5 separate regions of the Mus musculus genome follow, and all the other regions are linked to region 3. A link is a loop called in an ENCODE intact Hi-C map of the cell type or tissue named here. Cell type or tissue: heart. All regions are shown on one strand.

What was found. Hi-C counts contacts between places; a loop is a spot of excess contacts. Peaks named below come from ENCODE experiments on the same cell type or tissue, not always from the same donor. Only the 100,000 strongest peaks of a DNase experiment are listed, where the experiment ranks them.
Region 1: it touches region 3 in a loop (9-fold over the local background); 15 of 42 quality-filtered maps call a loop at or near these places.
Region 2: a loop joins it to region 3, with 5 times the contacts of the local background. A loop is called at or near these places in 6 of 42 quality-filtered maps.
Region 4: it touches region 3 in a loop (2.5-fold over the local background); 12 of 42 quality-filtered maps call a loop at or near these places.
Region 5: it touches region 3 in a loop (2.4-fold over the local background); 9 of 42 quality-filtered maps call a loop at or near these places.

Annotation. Positions count from the first base shown.
Region 1 is chr4:59,185,542-59,189,541 of GRCm38, forward strand. It overlaps a transcript of Ugcg not described here. Among named protein-coding and RNA genes, the nearest start is that of Ugcg, 2.0 kb to the right of the region's middle. In heart, a CTCF peak has its summit at 1,949 (motif pointing left); DNase peaks (open chromatin) are centred at 3,790 and 3,890; H3K4me3 peaks cover 1,056 bases; H3K27ac peaks cover 1,075 bases.
Region 2 is chr4:58,983,354-58,987,353 of GRCm38, forward strand. Ptgr1 (prostaglandin reductase 1) reads right to left here and starts at 3,725. Exons shown (of 10, transcript NM_025968.3): 1 at 3,685-3,725; 2 at 1,391-1,506. The coding sequence starts at 1,496. In heart, a CTCF peak has its summit at 1,935 (motif pointing right); DNase peaks (open chromatin) are centred at 2,158, 3,328 and 3,758; H3K4me3 peaks cover 1,114 bases; H3K27ac peaks cover 856 bases.
Region 3 is chr4:59,338,870-59,342,869 of GRCm38, forward strand. The region is part of intron 12 of Susd1 (sushi domain containing 1); the gene reads right to left. Among named protein-coding and RNA genes, the nearest start is that of Gm35578, 59 kb to the left of the region's middle. In heart, a CTCF peak has its summit at 2,054 (motif pointing left); a DNase peak (open chromatin) is centred at 2,032.
Region 4 is chr4:59,252,831-59,256,830 of GRCm38, forward strand. No RefSeq gene overlaps it. Among named protein-coding and RNA genes, the nearest start is that of Gm12596, 5.2 kb to the right of the region's middle. In heart, no CTCF peak of the experiment used is centred here; a DNase peak (open chromatin) is centred at 1,799; H3K27ac peaks cover 428 bases.
Region 5 is chr4:59,245,538-59,249,537 of GRCm38, forward strand. No RefSeq gene overlaps it. Among named protein-coding and RNA genes, the nearest start is that of Gm12596, 13 kb to the right of the region's middle. In heart, no CTCF peak of the experiment used is centred here; no DNase peak of the experiment used is centred here; H3K27ac peaks cover 3,039 bases.

The DNA of each region.
Region 1 (4,000 bases), 150 kb before region 3:
ACACATACACACACACCACATACCACACACCACACACACACACACACACACACACACACACACACACACACACAATTTTTGAAAAGTGTTTTCTGCTCAAACTAACTTAGGAAAATACCAATACATGTGTAGGAAATAGGAGACGTAACTAAGCAGTAAAGAACACATATTAAAGTTCTGACCTAGCAAACTGTGGGTTAGCAAAATACATTGTAAGATCAAATATGAAAACTTTAAAAGTAAGTAAAATAAAGCAGTTTTTAGCTTGGTGTTCAGATAAGAGCAGAGGAGCTGAACAGGATTTGAACTCCAGTGACCTGTGGGCACTCCCCTAGACCACACCCACTAAACAACCAGCGGTTTATCAAAGGACCAAACAAAGGTATGCTAATCACCCCAGCTGCACCAACATACACCACTTTTCTAATTCCAATTAGAATATATATATATAATTTCTCTTGTCAAGTAGAATCAGTATTTTTTTTCTGTTTTTGAAAACTTCATTTGAACAACATACGTTTTTGAAACTTCAAATGAAACTTCAAATGTACTCAGTGTCTAGGAAGTAATTTTTCCGCACGTAAGTTTGGAAAGCTTTTCTAAGGATGAAAATTCACAACAGACGTCTTAAAACAGTAACAGTAAGGAACCAATTACTGCTACCATTCTTTAGGGTTGGTTTTTGAAGACCAGGTTTGACTGAGTGTAACCCAGGTCAGCCTCTCACCATCTTCCTGCCTCTGACTCTCAAATACAAGGGTTACAAGCGTGCACCACAGTCCCAGCTCTGAACTGTGATTTTAAGGATGTTTATTGAAATATTAAAAGAAAAAAAAAAACAATGCTGACAAAGATAGGAGATGTAGTCAGTGAGCGCTGGAATGCAATGAGTGCTGTTTATCCACAGGTGGGTTTTCTGATGGTCGTCCCTGTTTGACCAGGCAAAGTCACACATCAGTCCTTTGAGTCCATGCTGGGATTAGACTAAAGGCCTTGAGACTGCCAAGCAGGTGATCTGACCCTGAGCTATACCTCTAGGGCTTGTATATCTTTACTCACTTCTCTGAATTAATTTTGTGGGAGGGACGAGGGAGATGATTGATGTCTTTTTCTCTTTTTAAAAAATACTTTTTAAAAACTTAAGAACAAAGAAGAATTCTGAGCAAACTTATTTGTGGCTTTTGTCAATGTAGAATAGTTCATTTATGCACTGAACAAAATATTTTAGTGCTTACAAGGTAGAGTTAGTGGATCTCATTGATCTTAGTTCAGACTTTCACAGCATTTCCTGTTACATATATTTACATAATTCATAATACCTAAGTCATGAGACATGATGTGAGTTACCTATTTGAATATATTTAATACATATGTTTATATAGTATACTACATAGCATATGTGTGTGGAGCATTCACTATTTTAAAATGTCTTTTAGAGTAGTTTTAAGTTCACAGCCAAACTGAGCAGAAAATCCTGCTTTCCCACACATCCCACTATATCCCTCTCCAGGACTTCTCTACTGTCAAAATCACACACTCGTGTGACACATTTGTTACAATCAATGAAGCAGCACATCGTTACCACCCAAAGTCACACTTAGTACTAACATTCACTCTTGGTGTACTTTCCCATCCATGACAAGTGTATGTCATCGACCACGTGGATCATACACAACAATTGGCAATCGCTGGAATCTTTTGTTTTTTACTTTGCCATTCTCAGAGTATCAATGTTGACATTATAAAGTATGTTGACTTTTTAGATTGGTGAATGAGAAATTTCTTTAAAGATGATATTTTCCTTGTGCTGGAGGGATGGCTCAACGGTTAAGGGCACTGGCTGATCTTCCAAACCTGTGCAAAGCAAGATCTACTTGGTACTCACAACCATCTGTAACTCTAGTTCTGGGGAAATCAGATGGGGGAATCAGACGCCCTCTTCTGTTCTCCATGGATACTGCATGTCCGTCCTACCAGGGTCTTTTTGAAAGATTAACAAGTGCTCTAATAGCTGAGCCAGCCATCTTTCCAGCCCCTAGAGCTCTGGTTGGAAAGCCAGGTTTGAGCAGACTAAATTTAACCAGATGAAGTGCAACAAAGTTGATCATTATTCACTTATACCCAGTTACACCAACTTTCTTTGTCCTTTCTGTGTTACCCACCATACTGCATGGAATCCTTTGCTGTAAAGGTCTAGGAAAGATTTGGAAAAAATGAAAAATGCTACAAAATGCTCAAATTGAGAAATTCATATCCTTGACCAAGTTCAAGGAAGTATTGAGAACACACAGCATTGTTTTGTATATGACTAGCAAACACATTTTAAGAAAAAGAAACCTGGCCTATTATTTTTATTTGTAAGATGTCACTGAGTGTGAGATGCATTTCCATTTTGGATTCTTGAAAATAATGGATTATTGAAAATGTGTTAAGAATGCTTTAAAAGTGGGCCTTAGAATTGATTAATCACAATCGTGGCATTTAAAACCCTGTGCTATTATTTCTATGTATGGATTCCATCCTGCTGTAACTCTATTAACCAGTAACTCTCAACAACTGGAAATTAATTTCGAAGCATGGTTCTTTCCCACTGATTTTTCACCAGTAGAACAAAGGACACTGCAAACCTTAAGGATTTTTTTTTTTTCCTTTTTCTTTTTTCGAGACAGAGTTTCTCTGTGTAGCCCTGGCTGTCCTGGAACTCTGTAGACCAGGCTGGCCTCGAACTCAGAAATCTGCCTGTCTCTGCTTCCCAAGTGCTGGGATTAAAGGTGTATGTCACCACTGCCCGTCATTTTTGGATTATTTTTTAAAAGTAACTTGAATAATAAACAGTTTAAACACAGAACAATTGTAAACAATATAGATGTATCCAGGCTGAAGAAACAAATGGAAACATTTACTACTAGCTTCTCCCAGTTGCGACTTAAAGTTAGAATACTCTTGTTTTTCCACCACAGGGATTCATTGAATTTGCCCAGCCTGGCCTGGAACCTGTGTGTTCAAGTTCAGGTAATTCTCCTGCTTCAGTCCCAGAAGTAACTGGGCTACATACAGGCTTCTCACACAGCCTAGCCTTCATTTCCCCATTTTCAGTATCGTGCACATGCATAATTAAACGTTTTAGTAATAGCAACATTTAACAGCTTTTTAAAAATGGAGTAACGTAATTTAACCCAGTATGACTAAAATCTATCATCCCAGCAAATAATACAAGATTTATGAATGAGATGGTTTGTCAGCGGTGTACTGGCAACACTTAACAGCCTAGCACTGCTCGAACTAGCTACATTTCCATAACTCTCTTGGCTACATCTTAGCCAAATTACACTCAGCTGCCCTAGAGAACGCACAATCTTGCGCGAATTCAGCATCAAGCGATTCTTCCAATTCTGAGTTTGGGGATTCCTTAAATAACACAGTCTCTTGGCTCCTCCGGATTTGGCCAAGATAAAGTGTAGAGGCGGCGCGTGCTGCTTAGAGACAGTGCAGGGGGGGGGGGGACCGCGGGCGCGGGCGGCGGCAGCGGTTGGTAGCTGCCGGGCGGCGAGCACGCGGGGGCAGCTCCACCCGTGGGCGCGCGGGCCGGCACCGAGGCGCGAGGGCGCCGCCCCGGGGGCGGGGGCACGGGCACCGGGCTCCAGAGGGCGGGGCAGGGCGGACCGCATCGTGCCGGGATTCGGACGCCGGCAGAGAGCACGGACCAGAACGCAGAGCCGCGGCGAGCGAAAGGGACGACGGCGACGGCGGCGGCGGCGGCGGCGGCGGCGGCGGCGGCAGCGGCAGCCCAAGGGTCTGGACCACGGGAGCCCGAGCGCGCGGCAACGGCCGCCTAGAGCGCGCAGCGCGGTCAGCCTGCGCTCGCAGCACACCAGCGCGCGCACGCTAAGGGGTGCGCGGTGCCGAGCGCGCGCCGAGTGGCCGGGGGCGCGCAGGCCCTGCCCGCCCCTTCCGTCCTCACGCCCGCCGCCCCGCCGGCCCTTCCTCTCCCACCTTCCAC
Region 2 (4,000 bases), 360 kb before region 3:
GTGATAAAGACCATGATCAAAACCAACTTGGAAAAGGAAGGGTTTGTGTCCCCTTACACACCCCATCACAGTCCATTATAAAGGGACATCAGGGTAGGGACTCCAGGAAGGAACCTGGAGGCAGGAGTTGAAGCAGAGGCCATAAAGGAACCCTGCTTACTGGCTTACTCTCATGACTTATTCAGTCCGCTTTCTTCTCTATACCATCACCTCTGCAGGGATGTCACTGCCTAAAGTGAGCTGAGCCCTCCTCTATGACCTGTCCTTCCAGAATGTTCTAGAGAAAATGTCTAAGACTTGCCTACAGGCAACTTGACAAAGCCATTTTCCTTAGCTGAGGTTCTTCTTCCCAGATAACTCTAGCTCCTGTCAACGTGACAGAAAAACTAACCAGGAAACATCGTGTTTTATTACCTACCTCAAGGAATACCAAAGAAGATGGGCCTTTGTTAGAGTGACTTCCAACTGTGTATTTTCTGAAACTCTGGATCCAAGTTTTGGCCACTGCACCTTAAACTTGGACAGTGACTCTGGCATGAACAGCGCCTGCATCCTGTTCTCAAAGGCTTGCTCACTGCGGCACCCCACAGACAGCCCTCATAGTCTGGTCTCTGGCAGGGCACAACTGCTCAACTCACTGTCACCATCAGACTTGCAGGGACACAGGAGACTTCCTCCTCTGTCAAAGCCATGAAGGTTAAGGTACCCAGGTATACCCAGGTATGAGCTGCATCAAAGAAACTTCCTACCTGGGGACAGGGCACATTAAAGCTTCAAAGAAAGAAAGAAAAAAAAAACTAAAAAGATTTATGTGGCAGATTGCAAAATGGACACGGATACCTCCCACCACTGTGTCCTGGCCTTCCGGTCAAGAAATCTGTGGGCTGTGAATGTAGCCCAGTGGTTACCTCAGATCATGGCGAGGAAGAGGTAGCCAAAATAGATAGATAGATAGATAGATAGATAGATAGATAGATAGATAGATAGATAGAAACAAAAAAGAAAGAAAGAAAAAGAAAAAAAGGAATTTGCCAGCCTTTAAATCTGGACAACTTACTTAGATCTATGGGATTTTTAAGAAAAGTACTATAAGTAGAAGCTTGAAAAGTTCTCAAACTTTGGAGTTTGCCAACCCCAGGCTGTTCTAGATCCACCACAGAACCACACTGCAGGGAAGGAACCCAATCTGGCCTCCCGGAACGGCAGCCTGAGCCGCAGGAAGCCTGCTATCCTTAGAATGACAATGAGACTTTTATACTAGTCAAACTGCTAACACAGAGAACTGTAAACTAATTAAAAAAAAAAAAACTATTGTCTGAAGTCAAATGGCGGGACTCTCTTTTCTGCAGCAGATGCAAACTGTTGCAGCCCCCACTAAGATCTCCCTTACCTCCATTATTTAAGGGTGGGAGCTCAGTCGTCTTCAACTCGAAGTTACCGTCCGTAGGGAAGCCTTCGAAGTGCTTCTTCAGGGTCCAGCTCTTGGCCTGCACCATCCTGGTATACCTAGAACATGGTAAACGTGGACTCAATGACCATCTTAGAGCCCCTGGGCATAGCACTGAAGCTGGGAAACATAGCCCTATTATCATTTAGCATATTATCATTCTATTACATTCATTGAGAACTTTCTGGCATTATGCTAAGCACTTCACGTGTCTGATCTCATTTTATTCCCATGATTTTCCTGTCAAGACTCAGGTGTGTAGATGCGGAAACAGGCTAAAACAAACACTCAAAGCAAAGAAAAATGTAACCTGGAAAATTCTGTCCGGGCCATGCTGGAATTTCTCTAGAACATTAAACAACTAATGGACGTGCAAAGTCCTGCAGTTCCTCACCTCTCCTGCTGTGACTCCTCAGGAAAGCCTCAAATACAGAGAACCAAAGACCACAGGTTTGTTTTGTCTTTTTCCTACAGAAGCATGGACCTCATAGCCACTAGGGGGCGCAGCGGCTCCATCTAATTTTCTCTGGTTTTGGCTCCAAGGTGGAAATCAATTATTTGGTTTCATCTTGCCTCCAGGCAAAACCAACAGACAAAGGAGCTAGTGCTTTCAAGGGTTAGAAACCCAGACCAACCCATCATCACGTGGGACCCCAGTGAATTCTTCAGATAAGCAATCAAGGCTAACCAGTTAGTTCACCCTGGACATAGGGTGGAGAGCCAATCCAAAGCCCTACCCTTCCTTCCTATTGGCTTGTAGCTGTTTGCAACGTGGGTTCTCGAAACCCAGGCTGGCCTTAGTGATCTTACAATCCGAGCTTCATGAGAACCATTATGTGGCCTGGTAATCGGAACCGAACCCTATACAAGTGATCTTAACGTCTGAGTCATCTCTCCAGCCTCCATGTCACCTGCCCTGCAAAGTAAGATTTTTTTTTAATTGACAAATTTAAACTTACCTTGATAGGACACAGTGTCTGCAATGTAGAGTGCCTAACATACCCATCGCCTTCTTTAGCTTCTATTTTCATGAGAAATAATCTGCTTGGTTTGAACTATTATTATTATTATTATATATCATTATTGTTTAAAGAGCCACACTCATGTTTCTGTACCCTTTCACAAATACTTTTAGCCCTTTTCAGCCTCTAATAACTATCATTTCACCCCATATTCATGAGTTCAACTTGTTTTTCTTTTTCTTAGATTTTTGTTTTGGTTTGGTTTAGTTTTTCTGAGACAGAGTTTTTCTGTATAGCCTTGGCTGTCCTGGAATTCACTCTGTAGACCAAGCTGGCCTCGAACTCAGAAATCCGCCTGCCTCTGCCTCCCAAGTGCTGGGACTAAAGGATGTGCCACCACTGCCCAGCTCAACTTGTTTTTCTGATTACAGCGCCCGTCTGTGTAGCCAAGGCTGGCCTTGAACTCACTATAGCAGAAGCTATCTTGGAACCTTCCATCCTCTTGCTTCTACATGCCAAGATATAACAGGCATGCTCGCTCAGGTTTAATCTAGTTTACTGTTATTACTAGTTCGTGTGTACATGATGCAGGTGTGTGGGTGAGGGCGCTTGCGTGTCACCGAGAGCCTAAAGCGACTTCAGGAGTGGGTTCCCGCCTTCCACCCGTGGTTTCAGGGATCGAACTCAAGTCATGGGACTTGTGTGATAAGCACTTTCACACGCGGAGACATCTATTTCACAGGCGGGTTTCCCTTGTGTTTTAAGAATACATAATTCCGTCTCTTTTTCCAAAAAGGCAGCGCCTGGTCCTTCTGAAGTCGCCACAGGTCTAGTAGGTCCCCCTTGCAAAGGGTCCTCTCCGTACATGGCCTGACTTGCAAGTGTAGCTTTCACTGCGCATGCGCAAATCCCCACCCCTGTCTTCTCTTTTGAATCAGTTTGGCAATCCTGCAAACTCTGTTGCCCAGGCCTTCCTGGGTGCTGGCAGTCGCGCTCCATGCACCCACAACGGAACAGGCAGCCAGACTTTGCCCTATTCCTAGTGCGGGTCTCAATCTCTTCAAGGGCGTGCAGGACCGCGAGACGACCCCGGCCTCCCTAACTTCCTAAGTGCAGAACCCAGGAGTCGCCGAGTACCGGTGGGGTGGATTGGGGGTGCCTGCCGTGCTCACTTGCTCAACCAGGCTCTAGATGCTCGGCGGGGAGAAAGAAGGGGTTGGAGGAGGGAAGAGAGAAAAGAGAGGGCTCAAATAGAGTAGTGTAGAGTCTACTTACACAAGCTCACAGAAACTCCTTCCCGGGAGACCGCTCTGAATGCTTCGCAAAGCGCCCAGGACTTGACTTATACTGGGCGGTCGGTGAGGGCGGGGCTTCTCCAGGGAGGGGCAACTTCTGGAAGCTTTGGAGCTTCTGCCCACACACAGCAGGGAAGGGACATTGGGAGGGGTGTGTGTGTGTGTTTAAATATTTTTTTTCTTTTTTGCTTAAGTTCACAATTTATGTTTGCATCAGAAGCAAAGAAAACAAGAAACTACTACACAGTTAATTCAGGAAAAATCCTACCACCTCTGGCCAGCATTAGTTAAGCCAG
Region 3 (4,000 bases):
TACACATCTGTGAGGCTCGGCCACATGTTCTCCCACTCAGCACTGTGCATAGGTATTTGTCATTAATATTTCCTGAATTCAAGTGTCGGTTCTCAGCATGGTCCTTCTACGACATCAATCACCATGATTCTGGATTTTTAGGATTCTGATCTAAGGAAGCCTTCCTATGCACATTGTATAAAGTTAAAGTGTATACAAGCTGACCCGAGCAGCCAGCCCATTTCCTTCCACCGTGAGTCACCCTACCTCAGTGAAGAAGCCTAATGGGAACTGAATGGTGTTAGTGGGTGAAACAGAGAGATGCGAACAGGTGTCTGCTGCGCCATTTAAACAGGAACATGAGGTTAGAAGGTAGACCAATGTTTCTGGGAGTGGGAAAATGTGTGGGTGGCAGAAACATGGGACCCCAAACACGCTCACTCCCAGCCTGACCCAAGGAGCCAAACACCTTATACTGCCAAAGACTTTGAAAGGAAACCAGGCCAGGGGTCAATCCTTATCCAAAATCTCTGATGCAACTTCAGCCCCCCCAAGACACCAGAGGGACTTTCCAAGATCATTCCAGTGCCCTGTGACCAGCTAGGAGGAATAGGCTCCTTCCTCACCAAGGCTACAGAACACAATGGTACAGAACCCTTAAAGAGTTGGCGATCACCCACAAATGGAACAGAAGAATGGAGGGGAAAACTCAGGAGAACTGATCCCTCATGATGCTCCCCAGAGCCACCGGCTGACAGTGAAGAGGTAAGAGAGACAGGGTCAGGGAGAGCAGTGGTCCTGGCTGCCTTCCTACCCATCTGAAAAAGCGCCTTCTCTTTTCTTATTATGAAGGCAACCAGAGATGGGAAATTTCCCATGCTAGTTGCTGGCATTGGTACTGAAGTCAAATATAGAAATTACTTCCATCTTTTCCCCCTTTTTCCCTCTAGCATTTTTCAAACAATAGCCATGGCCTGGGGAACAACTAGTGGACTTTATCATCACATTCACACGCACACGTATTTCTGTTCTCCACCCCCATCCCAGCATCCACCCCACCCCAGCATCCACCCCACCCCAGCATCCACCCCACCACCAACACCCACCCCTACCCCTTTAGCTTTCTCTGATTTCCTGTGTTGTCCCTATGAAAATGAAATTTGCTTATAACTCAACGAGAAAACAGTACAGTCAGTGTGAGAGAGCTCCTTCTGCCTCTTAGGGGTCTACACCAAGACAGTGAGTGCTTTTTTGTTCTCCTTCCTTCCCTAAAGTGGGCATGAATGAGCCTGTTCTAAAGAACTCAGTTCAATGAGCCTGCTTAGGCTACACATGAGCCACAAGCTTGAGACGTGTCCCAGCCTCCAGCCATCACCCTCTCCTGCCTCCTAAAGCACTTGTCTCTGTCCCTCTCCACTCCTCGGCATCTCCTCTGAGGCCAGCAATATATTTAAAGCTCTTGTTTTCATCCCGTTCCCATCAGTAAGATTTAATTTAATAGGAGGCTCACAGAAGGGAAATTCCACCCGCTTTGCTTCTGGGAAAGCATCCGCTGTGTTTTCCAGATCCAAATCCTTAACTCAACATTTCTGGTAACATTTGAAAGTTCCTCTTTTTACTGAAACAATGCCACGAACATCTGGGATATCCTCACATCAACAAACCAGGTTCTCTTTCCTCTTACTTTTATGAGACACGGGGTTTTTTTGTTTTTTGTTTTCTCAACTCTTTAATAAAGTCTCACCAATTTGAATTTTCACACTGCCAAGTCTCTAAAGTAGAGGTTCTCAGTCTGCAGGTTGCGACCCCTTTGGGGGTCACATATCAGATACTCTGCATATCAGATATTTACATTACAATTCATAACAGTAGCAAAATTACAGTTCTGAAGTATCAATGAAATAATTGTATGGTTGGAAGTCCCCACACCATGAGGAACTGTGTTATAGGGTCCCAGCATTAGGAAGGTTGAGAACTGCTGCTCTAAAGCAAGTTTGAAAAGCAGGCATGATCTCAATGCTCTTAAAGGCCTTCACTGTCCCAGTGAACTTGAACAGCTCAACGGTGCCCCCTGGTGGCCATGAGCGCAGACACAGGACACGAGTGACTTGGGGCTGTGTTTAGCCTCAAAACCTCAATACCTATTATAAAGTGTCCTCTGACTTACACAGATATCCAATAGCTAACCCCCCCATCCTGCTCTACATGCAGAAAATAGAAGTAATAAAATGTAGTAAATATGTTTTTAAAGCAGCACAACTCACTCAAGTATGACACGGATCAAAGACTAGGCGACTGGGCAGTCTCTTTATAAGCATTGCTTTATAAACGTTGGATTGGACAGCACTTGTCTCTGGCACAAAGTACTCAGAGTTTCTCTTAATACAAAAAAAAACCCTATCTCTACAGCATCAATGACTCCCTAGCTATTATTAAGAAACGTGGATTTATTGTGCTAAGTGTCATTAGCATTTGTTGAGGGATTCAATATAGAGCAGACTAAAGGAAAATGCTTTCAAAGAGTTCCTATTTTACAGGGGAAGAAAGATAATAAACAAATTTTAAAATTAAAAAATCCAAGTTGTATGAAGAAGTCAAAGAGGGTGAGTGATACAGAAGAATAGGGTGGGGGCTGGAGAGAGGGCTCAGCGGTTAAGAGCACTGGCTGGTCTTCTAGAGGTTCTGAGTTCAATTCCCAGCAACCACTTGGTGGCTCACAACCATCTATAATTAGAGTGTCATGGGATCTGAGGCTCTCTTCTGGGGCGCAGATGTACATGCAGACAAAACAGCCATTTACATAAGTAAACAAATCCTTAAAATAAAGTAATAGCGTAGGGAGTGAGGGGGTGTTTAGGAAAGGATGGTCAGGTGAAGCCCCTCTAAGGGCGTTATTGTTTTAGACAGGTTTTCCAGATAGCATGTTCAAGAAGCTATTCCAAAGCTGTATATTATGGTTATTTGAGAAGCAGAACTTTTGGGAGGTGGCACAGTTATGAGGACCTTGTCGTTATGATGGGTTAATCCATTCATGGGTTATCAGGGGAGTTGGTTTGAATAAAACTCAACTTTTTGTTACACTTGCTCTGTCTACCATGTGATACCCTCTGTCAGGCCATGGCTGAGCAGGACAATGCTAGCCCAATGCTGTCCTCCCAGTCCACAGGCTTCCCAACATCCAAAAGCTATTCTTTGTAAATCTGGGGTCGGTTGTAGCAACAGGGAGCAGAGTAAGACATGGTGTAACAATCACACTTCCAAATACTCACAGGAAACCACAGACAGAGGTTATCCCAGAAAGAGGTGATAGCAAATGGAAAAGCCTTCATTGGGACAAGTCTGACCTATTTAAGAACAAGCAAGAAGGCGAGGGAGAGACAGCTGGTACCTGGTGAGAAAGAAGACGAGGAGGAAGTGAGTTCAAGAAGGTGGCCCAGGGAGGCTGAGGGAAGAGGACGGACCACACTAATGAAGCCAACCTGGGCTACAGAGAGAGAGAGTATGAGGCCAACCCAAGGGTATAGAGTGCCATGAAATAAACAACAGCAATAAGCAAACAAAACCCAGAAATCTACTTCAGGAGTCCAAGCGGCAGTTCCTGCTAGGATCGAGTCTGTAGAGTTGAAGACAAAGACAGAAATATTTGATTGAAATCAACAGGGTTTGTTAACTGATTAGAAATTTAGGAATCAGATAGGCAATTAAGACTCTTGGCTTGGCCAGCTAATCAGGGGAATTCCAGGAACTGAGTTATGAAAATTGACACAATTTTCATGGATTTAGAAGTAAGAGGTGCGAAATTTAAAATTCTGTTTAATTTGTCTAGTATGTTCAAAGGTGTGTGTTTAGAAGGCAGGTAGATAAGTTTGAATCCAAAGAGGTTGGGCTTAAAGGTACAGATTTGGGGACTGTCAGTATTAAGAAGCTATTAGTTGCCTTCCGCTCCACTCGAGCACCTGGGTACCTTGCCAGCGGAGTTGCCCCGACACCCGCAAGGGCCCACACAGGATTCCCCACGGGA
Region 4 (4,000 bases), 86 kb before region 3:
TGCCCAGGATTAGATGACTGAAGATAAGGCTGGAATCCTTTGTTCCTGTTTCCACAGTGCCTTCCTGGTGAGGTTCCTGGGAGAGAGCCAGAGAGGCTTGCTAGAAATGTACAAGTATTTCAAGATTTTCTAGAAACGTGTGAGAGCCGCTCTCAGAAAGAGCCAGCAAAACTGGGGCGATTTGACTGAGAGCCTGAGGAAGTACCTGTCTCAGGACAGAGATCTCTTGCACAAGCACCCATCTCAAGCTTTGGGGTTGTCACACAAAGTCAGAGCCACTGCTAGGAGACCAAGAGCATGCCAACAAAGCCTTGAACTGTAAACACTGAGGTGACACAGAAAACATGATAAGAATATGTGGGAATTTCTGCTCTAGGGGAGCGGACGGATAAAGGACTCCCTGCCTCGAAGCCTACACAGCCTGAGATAAGAATGAGCCCAGGTTGGCCCCAGCCAGCTATGTAGGAAGGGCAGGCACTGCCCCGGACTCTGGCTTCAGTCATGTGATTTGTCAGACTGGCTTCTGCTTAGCTTGCCCAACAACTCCTCTGCTTTCATGTCATAAAAGCACAGCGCTTGTTAACTCTAAGTTCTTCTGGGCTCCATAGGTAGGTTTTTATTAGAGACTAAAACTTGAAGGAAGAAAATGATTCTGCGAAGTAGAGGCTGGGACTTCCATTCTCTGAGTCTTGGTCCCTTGCTCTAAAAGGTGGGGAGATCTAGATTTTTTTCTTCCCTCATGAGAGCACCTCATAACTCTTCCATCAGAGCAGCCAAGGTATGTTGTTCCCTGTGTCTGCCCAGCAGGACCATGAGCTCAGCACCAGACCATGCCATGTCCTAGGTCCTCTGTTCAGGGGCGTGTACACAAGTGCTCAAAAATACATCAATTAGGGAGATTGATGGCTCAGTGGTTAGGAGCATTGGTTGTTCTTCCAGAAGGCCCGGGTTCAGTTCCCAGCATCCACATGGCATCTCACAACTGTCTATAACTTCAGTGCTTGGGGATCCAACACCCTCACACAGACATACATGAAGCCAAAACACCAAAGCACATAAAATTAGGAAAAATAAATTATGGCCAGGCAGTGGTGGCGCACGCCTTTAATCCCAGCACTCAGGAGGCAGAGGCAGGCGGATTTCTGAGTTCCAGGCCAGCCTGGTCTACAGAGTGAGTTCCAGGACAGTCAGGGCTACACAGAGAAACCTTGTCTCGAAAAACAAAAACAAAAACAAAACAAAAAAGAATATAAATAAATAAATAAATAATATTAAAAATGCATCTATCAAATGAGAGTAGGAAAAAAAGAAAAGAGGAAGGAAGGAAGGAGAGGAGAAGAGGGAGGGAAGGAGGAAAGATATCCCAGAAGGCTCTGGGGGCTTACATACTTGCATAATGGCTGTTAGGTGTCCTGTTTCTCAAAACTAGGAGAGAAGAATTGAGTGCACTAAAGCCTCAGTGATCGTGGCTTTTAAAAGACTTCTAAAGGCTCCAGGTTGGAGGTGGAAAGTTCCACCCCGAGTAAAATACCAACATCCACGTTGAGAAAACTCCATCCCTCACATGGTCTCATGCCCTATCTCATTCTCATTTTAGAGATTTGGACTTGCTTAAATACTCCTCCCAGGTCTCTGCAGGGTCGACTCTCTCTCTCACTATTTATGTTTCTGTTCTAACCTTGCTTTTTCCAGAAAAGCATTCTCTGTTTTGGTTTTGCTAACTTTAGGTCTGCTTCCTTCCTCCTCGTGATCATCATAGAATAGCCATGTAGAACGAAAGCAAAACTCACGTGACTCTGTCATCGCTTCTCCCCCAAACCCTGAGTGTGACTCAGCCTGTGAATTGTCCCAGTGTCCAATCAGGCTTCAAGAGGAGGCAGTAGTTTTGGAGTCTAACTTTTCTCATTGGCATAAAAGATGCTAAATGGTGGCTTCCCTAAAGTCTCAAAGTCTCGTGTGTGTGTGTGTGTGTGTGTAAGAATGTTTTAATACCATAAGTTTCACTTATCTTAGTTCTCAATTGAGTGGTTTTACACAATTGTACATACAACACCACAACCTACTTTAAAAGTATCTCCATCTGAGACTGTATGAGCCAGAGGCCCAGCAAGCTTACTACTACTAGATATCGTCTTCCTGAGATGACAAAAAGCTGCATTGATAAAATCTCAACAATATGGCTACCTACACAAGACGTGCATAACCACAATGCCCATTGGTTGACATGCCAATGTAGATGGGAGTGGGGAGGCTTGGACTTTTACAAGGCCCTTCCCCTAGATGAAGAGCTACAGTTATCAGTGGCTGCTGAGATGGTAGAATCTGTTTTTCTCCAGGGATGAGACTCTGATATGTTGTCCAGTGGTCAACCCCAATCACAGTGCCTATGAACAACACTAATTAGACTCAGGAGGTTATATATGTGACAGTAATTGTTGTAGAAGATTATGGGCTGGAGAGATGGCTCAGCGGTTAAGAGCACTGGCTGTTCTTTCCAGAAGTCCTGAGTTCAATTCCCAGTGACTACATGGTGGCTTACAACCATCTGTAATGGGATCTGATGCCTTCTGTCATGCAGGCATACATGCATATAGAGCACTCATATGTATAAATAAATAAATAAATAAATAAATAAATAAATAAATAAATAAATCTATTTTTAAAAGATTGGTTATGCTTTTGAGAGGGGGCTCATGGCCATGGAGGAGTTGCATGGAGGAGGGGTAAGAGTGGAAGTGATGTAATCACAGCAGTCATATACTCTAGAACAATGTTTAAGTTAGAGAAAACATTTTTATATTCCCAATAAGATCGTTCACACTCATTTATAGTTAGTTCCTATTTCTCCTTTCAACTCTAGACAATCACAAATCTACTTTCTGTCTCTGTACATTGACTTGTTCTGGGTATATTTTACCAGTGGAACCATTAAACATGTGAGGATTTTGGGTCCAGATTCTTTTGTCTATAATGTTGTTGAGGTTCATCCAGGCAGAACCATGTACAGTATTTTGTTTCTTTCTATCACTGAATAATATTCCAGATATATGGTTTTTAAATGGGACAAGAATAGGCATTTCTAGTTAATGGATCCTGCCTCTGGGCTTTTCCTGGAAGAGCTTTTTAGCACTACCTCCAAGGCTCTCCCCGCCCCCCCCCCCCACACACACTTTTTGAGCAATCTTTTTCTCTGTCTCGGTGGAATGGAAAGTGTGGGTCATTCCATTGTGCTTTGGACAACAGGGTGTCTCGGAGATCAGATCACCTTAACCCATGTCCTCTGAGTCATGCCGTGTTCTTCTCAGATTGTAAGTGCTCTGCAGGGAGAGATCCAGTCCCCAGTGACCACATATCCTCTCTCTCCATGAACAACACTGAGCAGAAACCAAGCATTTAAGAAATGCACAGGAGAGATGCTTGTGAGGGGGCCACTTGAGACAGCTGGTCCTTCTGTGGGTTTCTGCAGCTGTTGGACTCAGAGCCTGCTTCCTGGAAGCCTTAACACGCTGGGCTCAACCATGCGTCCTCATTAGGCCACTGAAAGGCACAATAAACAGTTGAAAACAGAAAAAGGAGATCTGCTCAATGTGGATACACAGGGAAGAGGAACAAAAAGATTCAGCGGCTCACCCCGAGCTAATCTCTGGAGTCCTGGCATGAGACTTAGTTTCAAATAGAATGCAAGAGGTAGTATGTATGGATGGCTAACCCGTCCAGGCCAAGATGTGATTCCACCCATCATTGACCTATTATTGTCTTAGCATAAAATTGTCTTGTGAGGTGGTCTGACAAATTGCAGAATAGAACTGGATGCAACCTCTTTCTAGGAGGTGAGCTTCTCTTCTGCTGGCATCAGGTGAGCATCTCCTTGCCTGGCACCAGCCTTCATCCTTGTCTTTCCCTGGCAGTGGACATCTAGGGAAGTTCCAGTTCCTTGAGACTCTTTGTTTCAGTGGTCTGAGAGCCACCGGGAAGAATCTAAGAAACGCCTTTGAGCATC
Region 5 (4,000 bases), 93 kb before region 3:
CCTAAAACTTACAAACTGAAAGAGAGTAAGGGAAGACCTCTTTCCCCTGGGAGGTGTTACCTACATAAGAAAACCAAGACAGGGTGGGAGAGATGGCTCAGCAGCTAAGAGCACTTGCTGCATTTGCTGAAATCCAGGGTTTGGGTCCCAGCATCCACACCACATGGTGACTTACAACCCCAGTTCCAGGGACCTAGTGCCCTCATCAGACCTCCACAGGCACCAGGCACACAGGCCTGCATGCTTATATAGATAGCCAGGACACTCTATGCATAATAAACAACACTTTAGAAAAAAAAGAAAAAGAAAATCAAAATTAGGAGCTAATGTAGTCCCCCAGACAATGGCCTTTTCTAAGTTTGCATGCAGCCGACAGAGTGGAGGAGGAGGGTGAGGCCACTATCAAACTCCACAAAAGCTGTTGCTGAAGCAGAGGATAACCCTTCCAGTCAACAACTCACTGGCCCTTCCCATCTCTAAGCCTTTCTTGATAACAACTAGCCCAAATTACAATCGGGGCCAACCTGTGTCTAGGCCTCAGAGAGCATTCAGGTGAAACCCTTCTCTATTGACGAAGAAGGTAAGAAGGTTAGGCTCATATGCAGAAGGGATTCGCTGACTTACCCCTTTAGCAAAAAGCTGAACTGAACTTGATATGAAGCTTTCTTACAGCAAGCAAAACACTTAGGACAATGTTGACCCTAGAGGCAGACTCTGTGAGTTCAAATCCTGCTTTACCTCTGTCGGCTGGGAGAACTGAACAACTTCCTTCACTTTTCCAGACTCAGCTACTCTCTCTATAAAAATAAAGGCTGGGCAGTGGTGCTGCATGTCTTTAATCCTAGCCCTTGGGAGGCAGGGGCAGGTAGATCTCTGTGAGTTCAAAGTCGGCCTGGTCTGCAGAGTGAGGTCAGGGCAGTCGGGGCTACACAGAGAAACCCTGTCTCGAAAAGCAACAAAACAAAACAAAATAAAACAAAAACCAAACACCAAACAACAGTGCTCACAACAAAAACTAAAACTAAAGGCAACCACAGAACCCATCTCACAAAATTATTATTCTGATGAAATTAAATAAAAGAAAAAGCAGTTTATTCACGACTCATGGAGTAACTGCTCCATACAGAACAGAAAACAAAGCCCGGGCCCTTCCTTTACTTTCTTCAAAAAACACTTCCCAGCCCTGCTTTTTGCTCTCTAGGTCCAATCATTGGAACATCTGAGAGTTGATTGTGGCTCTTCTACCTTTGGTTTTGTTCAAAACCCAGGCTAGAGAGGGAGAAGGGACAAAGATCTTAGCTTCACAACGCCCACCCCACCCCCATCCTGTTTGCTTGGGATCCGAGACGTGAATACCCTTAGAGGATGCACAGGTATTTAAGAACGGAAGCAGGCGGCAAACAGGTGTTAAGTGTGGACAGTTTTATTCAGACCCTGAATTGCCTTCTCTTGCACGTCTTGTGATGTTGAGAACCAACATAAAAATAGTCATTATAGAGGGCTGGAGATATAGCTCAGTGGTTAAAAGCATGTGCTATTCTTCCAGAGGACCCCAGTTTGGTTCCAGCATCCATGCTGGGCAGCTTACAATGGACTGTCCCTCCAGTTCCAGGGGAGTTTACGGTCTCTTCGAGTCTCCAAAGGCATGGAGTCAGGTGAACCCACCCACACACTCACACACACATATATACACATAATTACAAATAATTAAAATAAAATCTCCAAGAAAAACAGTGTGATGGTTTGTATATGCTTGGCCCAAGGAGTGGCACTATTTGGAGGTGTGGCCGTGTTGGAGTAGGTATGACCTTGTTGGAGTAGGTGTATCACTGTGGGTGTGAGCTTTAAGACCCTCATGCTAGCTGCCTGGACATCAGTATTCTCCTAGCAGTCTTCAGATGAAGATGTAGAACTCTCAGTTCCTCTAGCACCATGCCTGCCCGGATGCTGCCATGTCCCACCTTGATGATAATGGACTGAACCTCTGAACCTGTAAGCCAGCCCCAACTAAATGTTGTCCTTATAAGACTTGCCTTGGTCATGGTGTCTGTTCACAGCAGTAAAACCTTAGCTAAGACAGCCATTATGGAACCAGTTACAGCCTGATTTATAAGGCTGTTTGCTATGTCACCCTTGAGAGGGCACATGGGGAATTCTTATCTGGATGGCTTTTAACTAAAGCCTTGGGCTATTATCTCCTGGACACAGCCAAGTCTGAGACCAGCAATACTCTGTGAGCAGCTCAGAGTCAAATATTATCAGTCAACAGAGAGAGGTCGGTTACTAAGTCCTTCAGCCTTCCTTCCACCCTGCTTAACTTAAAAAAACAAAACAAAACAAAACAAAACAAACAAAACTCTTATTTTTATTGATAAGAAACTATTTCAAACAAAAAGTCTATAATGTAGACATTACATGTCCCTTCTGTACAAGGGCAATAGTTCTTCTCTGTTATATTTTATTTTACACCTAGAGTAGCCTAGAGCTGCCATAACGCAGTACCACAGACCAAGTAACTTAAACAACAGGATTTATTTCCTGCCCATTCTGGGGACTGAAAGTCCAGAATGAAAGTAGCAGAGGATTGGCTTCTTTTCAGGCCTCTCTTGCTTGTGGCTGCCTCTGTCCTTCCTGAAGCTTCCTGGTCTTTTATCTGTGTTCTAATCTTTTCTTAAGAAGGTACCAGTGTGTTGCTGGCTGAGGCTCATGCTAATGACCTCACTTAGCCTTAATTACATGTTTAAAGGTATTATCTACACAGTCACTTCCTCTGGTGTTGGGGATTCAAACATTTGAATAAAGTGGGACAACATTTATCCCTCCCACAACACACAAACACACACAGAAACACTGTACAGAGAGCAGGTTGTATTGATATATTGTATGTATGTATGTATGTATGTATGTATGTATGTAGGTATGTATGTGGAGAGAGAGCAAGAGAGGGAGAGAACAAGAGCAAGCAAGAGAAAGAAAGAGACAGAGACAGACATACAGAGACCAACAGAAAGAGACAGAGAGAAAAACTAAAGAAAAAGAGGCCATGAATTTTTTCTGAAAGAGAGTGGCGGGGTGGGGGAAGGTTTGGAGAAAGGAAAGGGAAGGGGAAAATGATATAATGATATATAATCTTAAAAAAAATTTTTTTAAAGCATGTGGGCCGGCAACAACTGCTGCTTTCTTCTTCTCCTTCTTTTCCTTCTCCTTCTTCTTCCTCCCTTTATTTTACGTGCATTGGTGTTTTGCCTGCATGTATGTCTGTGTGAAAGTGTCAGATCTTGGGGTAACAGACAGTTGTGAACTATATGGGTGCTGGGAATTAAACCTGGGTCCCCTGGAAGATCAGTCAGTGCCCTTAACTGCTGAGCCATCTCTCCAGCTCCCATGATTCTTCTTAAGCATGCTCTCTGTACCATACCACACACTAATTGGCTACTGCATAATTTATGCAGTATATACTTGACGATGGTCCTCCTCTTGTCATTGTTTTCAAAGCGCTATTTCATTCTTGAGTTTTTCCTTGGCTCCGGCAGCTTCCTTCTTTAGTCTCACTTGTTTGATTTGTTACTATTTATCTCTAGTGTTTGATCACTGTGACTGAAACTTTCAAGATTTCAATACTGGGGGCTGGTGAGATGGCTCAGTGGGTAAGAGCACCCGACTGTTCTTCCGAAGGTCAGGAGTTCAAATCCCAGCAACCACATGGTGGCTCACAACCATCCATAACGAGCTCTGACTCCCTCTTCTGGAGTGTCTGAGGACAGCCACAGTGTACTTACATATAATAAATAAATAAAAACAAAGGAAAAAAAAGATTTGTTAAAAAAAAAAAGATTTTAATACTGATCTGGTAAATACCAAGTGACCCCATTTCTCTCCCAGATGACTAGCCATATTTTCAGTCAGTCCAATCCTTTTCACCTATCTGATGCATCGAGTAGTGTTTGCACATACAGTGTACAGGATACACTGGCTATGTTGAACCACAGCCTTTCCTTTT